2 separate regions of the Homo sapiens genome follow, and region 1 is linked to region 2. A link is a loop called in an ENCODE intact Hi-C map of the cell type or tissue named here. Cell type or tissue: IMR-90. All regions are shown on one strand. Each heading gives the region's core, and the rest is flanking DNA. Links, peaks and the distances in the headings are about the cores only.

Evidence for each region. A loop is a pair of places that touch in the nucleus more often than their neighbours do. Peaks named below come from ENCODE experiments on the same cell type or tissue, not always from the same donor. Only the 100,000 strongest peaks of a DNase experiment are listed, where the experiment ranks them.
Region 1: a loop joins it to region 2, with 2.7 times the contacts of the local background. A loop is called at or near these places in 2 of 110 quality-filtered maps.

What each region holds. Positions count from the first base shown.
Region 1 is chr3:55,466,528-55,469,455 of GRCh38, forward strand. It overlaps WNT5A (Wnt family member 5A), which reads right to left. Exons shown (of 5, transcript NM_003392.7): 5 at 1-2,928. Among named protein-coding and RNA genes, the nearest start is that of WNT5A, 19 kb to the right of the region's middle. In IMR-90, for the core only: no CTCF peak of the experiment used is centred there; DNase peaks (open chromatin) are centred at 774 and 1,934; H3K27ac peaks cover 1,146 bases.
Region 2 is chr3:55,328,764-55,331,691 of GRCh38, forward strand. The region is part of intron 1 of LOC124906243 (a long non-coding RNA gene); the gene reads right to left. Among named protein-coding and RNA genes, the nearest start is that of LINC02030, 100 kb to the left of the region's middle. In IMR-90, for the core only: no CTCF peak of the experiment used is centred there; DNase peaks (open chromatin) are centred at 1,288, 1,818 and 2,118; H3K27ac peaks cover 1,396 bases.

The DNA.
Region 1 (2,928 bases), core at 428-2,927, 140 kb after region 2:
TCAGGAGGTCAGTAGCTCACAGAACTCAACAGATAAACTGGATTAAAACTTAAAAGTCTTCTTTCTATTTGAGCCCATAATGACTATTTTGAACATGGCTCTTTTGCTGCTGCCTATATATAAATTTTTTATTAATTTTCTTGTATTGGGAAGATCTTGAATACGCTCCAGGATGAGAAGAAAAAATACGCTGACACTGCTAAATCGGGTATATGTTTTTGCAATAAAGAACACTGGTCAATATACAACTGAGGAAAAACTGAAACAGATGTGAGTCCTAGAACCACAAGAGTTTGAATTTGCCCAGAAATGCTATTTTAAACACTCTATATGTTGGTCTGCTGTTTTTTTGTGGAATAATGCATTCTTGGCATCCTTAAAAGGTTTCAATATGTTACAAGGTTATCCGGAAAGAGAAAAAGCAAAGGCTAATGTATCAATCTGTGGAGCACTGTCCAGATTTCCGTGTACATTTTTGAAAAGCACAATAACTTGTATTAATTGCACTTAACACAATGAACCTTTAGTTTCCAACCAGTTTTCATTCTCTGCAGACCCGGGCTTTCTTTTTATAAAAACTGCTTTCAAAGGGCATAGAGACACCACACATGGTCCACAGTAAATTCAAATAGAGAGGTGCAATAGTTGCAGTGGTAAACACACAAAAAAATACATTTTTTTGGACTAAAAATCTGGTCACGGATAAAAGCATGTGCCTTTTCATTCTTCTCTGGGATGTTACAACAGCAACACGCTCTAAAACAATTAAGTTACATGCATAATGCTAAAAGAATGTGAGCAATCCTATAACCAGCTTTAAGCCATCTGCTTGATTTCTTTTTTTTTTTTTTTTGTAAGGAACATATATAGGAAAAGAGAATTCCCCTTTTGTTCCATTACATATAGAAACCTTTTGAAGCTTCCAAATAGCTTGGTTTTGGTAAAATTCACCACTCTTTTATTACTTTGACATGTAGTCATCCTAAACTATCCGTCATGGTTTCTCCAAAAATCTCCACATGAATTATCTGAAGGACAATTGAAACCACTTACCAATATACAAGTAACGTTTTATTTTATATTCTATCTTCCATTTGGCATAAGCCTTTCGATGTTTGTTTTTTAAACCAGTGAAATATACAAATCACGCAAGACAGAAATATGTACATTAAAAGTACAGAATAAAGGCTAGAAGATATACATAATATCTGAATGACATGTAGAATATTTTACATTAAATAGTTTCTTTTAAAAGCTAGGATTGTTAAACTCAACTCTCTTCATAAACATGAGTCACTAAAAAGGAACAATCTGATTTAGCAAATAAAAAAAGTACTTCATGGTTTTTGTATAATAAAAACCAAAAAAGTGACATTTTAAACTAATTAGTGCTTTTTGCTTTCAAGATCTTTTGCTCACAATTCACTGCAACTGAGGGGATGTGAATATCATTATGCAATAAATTAAGAGCCACAGTTGGCTGAGGTGATATGAAAGCCAACCTGCCTAAGGGGGGTATGAAAGATGTGTATCTTTCCAAACTTTTAAAACAACGTAAGTCTGAGATAAGAACATATTTGATGGCACTGTTTGGAAAGAGGTGTCCTTATTAAAAAAAAAAAAAAAAAAGCTATCTATGTAGTGGGCTGAATATTCCTTAGGGACTCAATTAATAAGTACTGTCATTTCTAATAGGCATGGGTTTCCATTCTGCAGAATGAACTAAGAAAAGAGAAACATTGCTGATGCTTCTGAGTTTTGAATATCTCTTAACGTCCATGTCTATAACGAACAAGTAATGCCCTCTCCACAAAGTGAACAGAAATGGAGGTTGGAGACAAAGGGGTGAGGCAGAAAAGAAAAAAGATATCTTCAACCCAACACGCATTTCAGTGAGTCAGAACTCAAGCTTCCTCAGAAACAAGGTTGCTTCGTCGTGCTCAAGGTATGATCACAGCAGGGCCACAGCCCAAGCTCAAGACTCAAAAAACTTTTGGAATAATCCCAACTGGACTGCAGTGAAGGACAACAATGCTCTAGACAGAGAAATAACCCCAGAGTAAACTGTAAATCTAAATCACTGGCTGCAATGAGATATATTTATATTTATATTTATATATATGTATATATATATATATGTTATGTACAAAAGACTTTGAGATATCAGGCACCATTAAACCACATTTCCCCCCTTATAAATGCAACTGTTCAAGTACACTGGGAACAGTTTTAAGGTACACCTGCAGTACAATAGGAGAAGCATGAGTGGATAATCTAAACACAGGATCATAACAGTGATACGCTGCAACACCTCTGTGAATTCCATTAGCCAAGTTCTGTCATTAAAACATAGAAAACTACTGCTCCTCAAAATAAAAGTTTTAGGAAACAAAAATCCCTAAGTAGTGAACTGTTTTCCAAGCAGAGCTCCTAATGTTTCATTTCCTGTCCTACAACCAAAGGGGACCCAGTGGAGCTGCCGTTTGGAAACGTGGCCAGCATCACATCACAACACGGAGGAATCAGAGAGGGCTCAGTGTGAAGAGGAAGGTGGATTTCACTGTTTTTCCTCAAATAGGTTGTCTGCTCTGGTGCAGTGCTGAATGGCACGCAATTACCTTGTTGCTTGGGCTGAGAACCTGTGAATGGGATTCATGTATTATTTTTACTATTATAATTTACTAACCAAGTATCCCTAAGAAAATAACAGGATATTTTCATTTATGTTCAAGCCAACCTCCCCAAACAAAAAAATCTAGTGTCCAGAATCATTTGGGGATCTTTTTACAATCTGGAATCCTAATTCTTATAACAGCTTCAAATCAACATCTTGACATAAGAGTTTTAAATTTTTTAATTTCTGGGGACTTTCCTCCCTGCTGCCCAAATTTCATGAGCTATTAGAATATGACGGTCTGTCTGCAAATG
Region 2 (2,928 bases), core at 334-2,833:
CCACTCAGCAACATTTTGTCTGGGGGACAATACTATCCTGGTCACAACACCCCAAACTCCAAAGATTTAGTACTGTTATTGGCTAGTGTATTAGTCTGTTTTCACACTGCTGATAAAGACACACCCAAGACTGGGCAATTTACAAAAGAAGAGGTTTAATTGGACTTAAAGTTCCACATGGCTGGGGAAGCCTCACTATCATGGTGGAGGTCAAGGAGGAACAAGTCGCATGTTACATGGATGGCAGCAGGCAAAGGGTGCTTGTGCAGGGCAATTCCCATTTTTAAAATCATCAGATCTCTTGAGACCCATTCACTATCACAAAAACAGCACAGGAAAGACCCACCCCCATAATTCAATCATCTCCCACTTGGTCCCTCCCACAACACATGGGAATTATGGGAGCTACAAGATGAGATTTGGGTGGCGACACAGAGCCAAACCATATCAGCTAGTAAGCAAAAAGGAACTTTCTGGATAAATCCTAAGCAAACATGAAAGTACAGTTGTTCCTACCACATGTGTTTCTTTTCAATGACAAACAGACCCTAAGATGTGTCCTGCTTCTGGTTAGAGGATAACCTCCAGGAGGCCCAAAGGAGAGGGAAGCAGCAGGATTAATTCTTAAGTAGCTCAAACACCACAGGAATTAGAACTCTCAGAGAAGCACCTGCCTTAATCCCTTCCAGTGTTGGGAATATTGGAGCAGATGCCTCTACAAGTGCTCAAGGGTGTGGTACGAAGTGGCTGGGTGGAAGGAAAGATGAGAGTTAAGTTTCTAAGATAGAGTGTTCAACCTCACAGGTGACCAAAGGACCTCACAACCAGCCCAATTCCTGATTTGTGCCAGGCAAAAGCAAGAGGACTCTGAATTGCTTTCACATATCTAGAACTCTTTTTGTTCTTCCTAAGATGTTATTGGTTTTTTAGAAAGACCTTTCCATTTCTGTGATACAGAAGTAAGAGTCCAAGGTGTTAGCTGAAAACAGTGCTTACCATGTAAAAGAGGCCCGAAAAATACTTAAATAACTGCTATAAAAATAAGTACTGTTGTTTGCAATACTTCATATTAAACAATGGCCATCTCTCAAGAAGGCAGAAAGGAGGTTGAACTTACTTTTTTGTGATATTGAGTTGCCCTCTTTGTGTCTTCTGCATATATATTAGAGGCGTTATAGAAAAAATACTTTCTAAGCCATATGTTGCAAGTCATAAGTACAGGATGTTTTTCTAGCCAAATCTCATCCAACTCAGAAATGCTTTCAGGGTTCTTCAGGCTCACTTTTCATACCATGGTGTGTCTCATTATTCAAGATCAGCTGGAGCCCAGAAGTGACTCAGTCCACTTGAATCACTGAGATTTGAGGGATTTGAGCTGAGCATAAAAGGGCAAAAAATTAACTGTGGCCAAACAGAAGGTGACAAATTCTCATAAAGGAATTATATACCTTTTAAGTTTTGATTAAAGAGATGGATGCTGAATATACTCCCAGAATAATAACAACATGAATATCACTGATCACAGTACCCATATTAACAATAACTTATTGCTTAATATATGCTCAGCACTTTAATAAGTACTTTACAAGTACTCTCTCACTTGTTCTTCAAAAGAACCTTTGCATTAGGGACCATCAACATATTCAGTTAATGAACGAAGAAACTGGGGCTCAGAGATTTAAAAAAAAAAAAAAATTGTCCAAGGTCACACTCCTAGAAAGTGGGAGAGTCAAGATTCAAAGCCAGGTCCTCTGGCTAGGAGGCCCAGGCTCTCAACCACTGAGTCATAGGATTGCTGCTTGGTAACTGCCTTAAAGCCTTGGAAAGCCAAATACCGCAGCAACGTGAATCCCTAGGAAGCTTAGTCAATGTTTTCTTAACAACCCTAACTGCACCTGAAAACAAGTAAACATTAAAAACTGCGTTTTGGAGGGTTTTTTTTTTTTTTTTTTACACACCAGGAAGTCTAGACACCTGCCTTTGTATATTTTCTGGAGGGGGGAAAAATAGACTCATTGTATGAAATTTATTTCAACCATTTAGGGAGATTTTAGTAAAGATAGGTTACATTTGCTATTCAGCAGTGAGACATAAATGTTTAACACAAGGTCTTCCTCCTCACCCACCCCTCCCCTACGGATGCTTTGAATAATGCAAAGTCTGTTTTAAGCTCTGCTGATTTACTCAAGAAAAGGGTCAGAATATTTTGAAATGTTGGTCATACAATCTGGCATACGGAGCATTAAAACTTAGGGTAAAACTCAACAAGCTACTTCCTGTCTGCTGCTTCTCGAGACTTCATGGGCTCATAACACTTAATAAAAAAAATGAGCTGTAAATAATACCTGATTTAAACTGCATGTCTCATTAAATGAACTAGACATTTGGAAGATCTTTTCATTCTTGCCGGAGAGTATATAAGCCTTTTGTGCATAATATGTTAACTTCCTGCTCTTTGAGGACTATGTGCTAGACACTTCACTCTTGGCTTGATTCCGATGGACTGATTGATAGTCAAACATCTTTGATCCACAAAACTGCAATTTCATATGGTCTACCTAACAAATGCTTTACATGTTTTATCTTCTAATCCTTACAACAACTGGTAAGGTAAGTCCTCTTACTCTTCCAAGTTCATTCATATATCAACTCCAGGAGGACAGAAACTCATGGGCTTTATCACTGCCAAGTCTTAAGTGCTTAAAATGGGACCTAGCATATAGTAGGTGCTCATTAATTATTGGATGAATCACTATATGCATGGATGGATGGATGAATGGGTGGATGAATGAATGGATGGATGGATGAGTGGGTGGATGAACATGTGAATGAATGGATGGATGGGTGGGTGGGTGGGTGGGTGGGTGGATGGATGGATGGATGGATGGATGGATGGACGGATGAGTGGGTGGATGGATGGATGAGTGG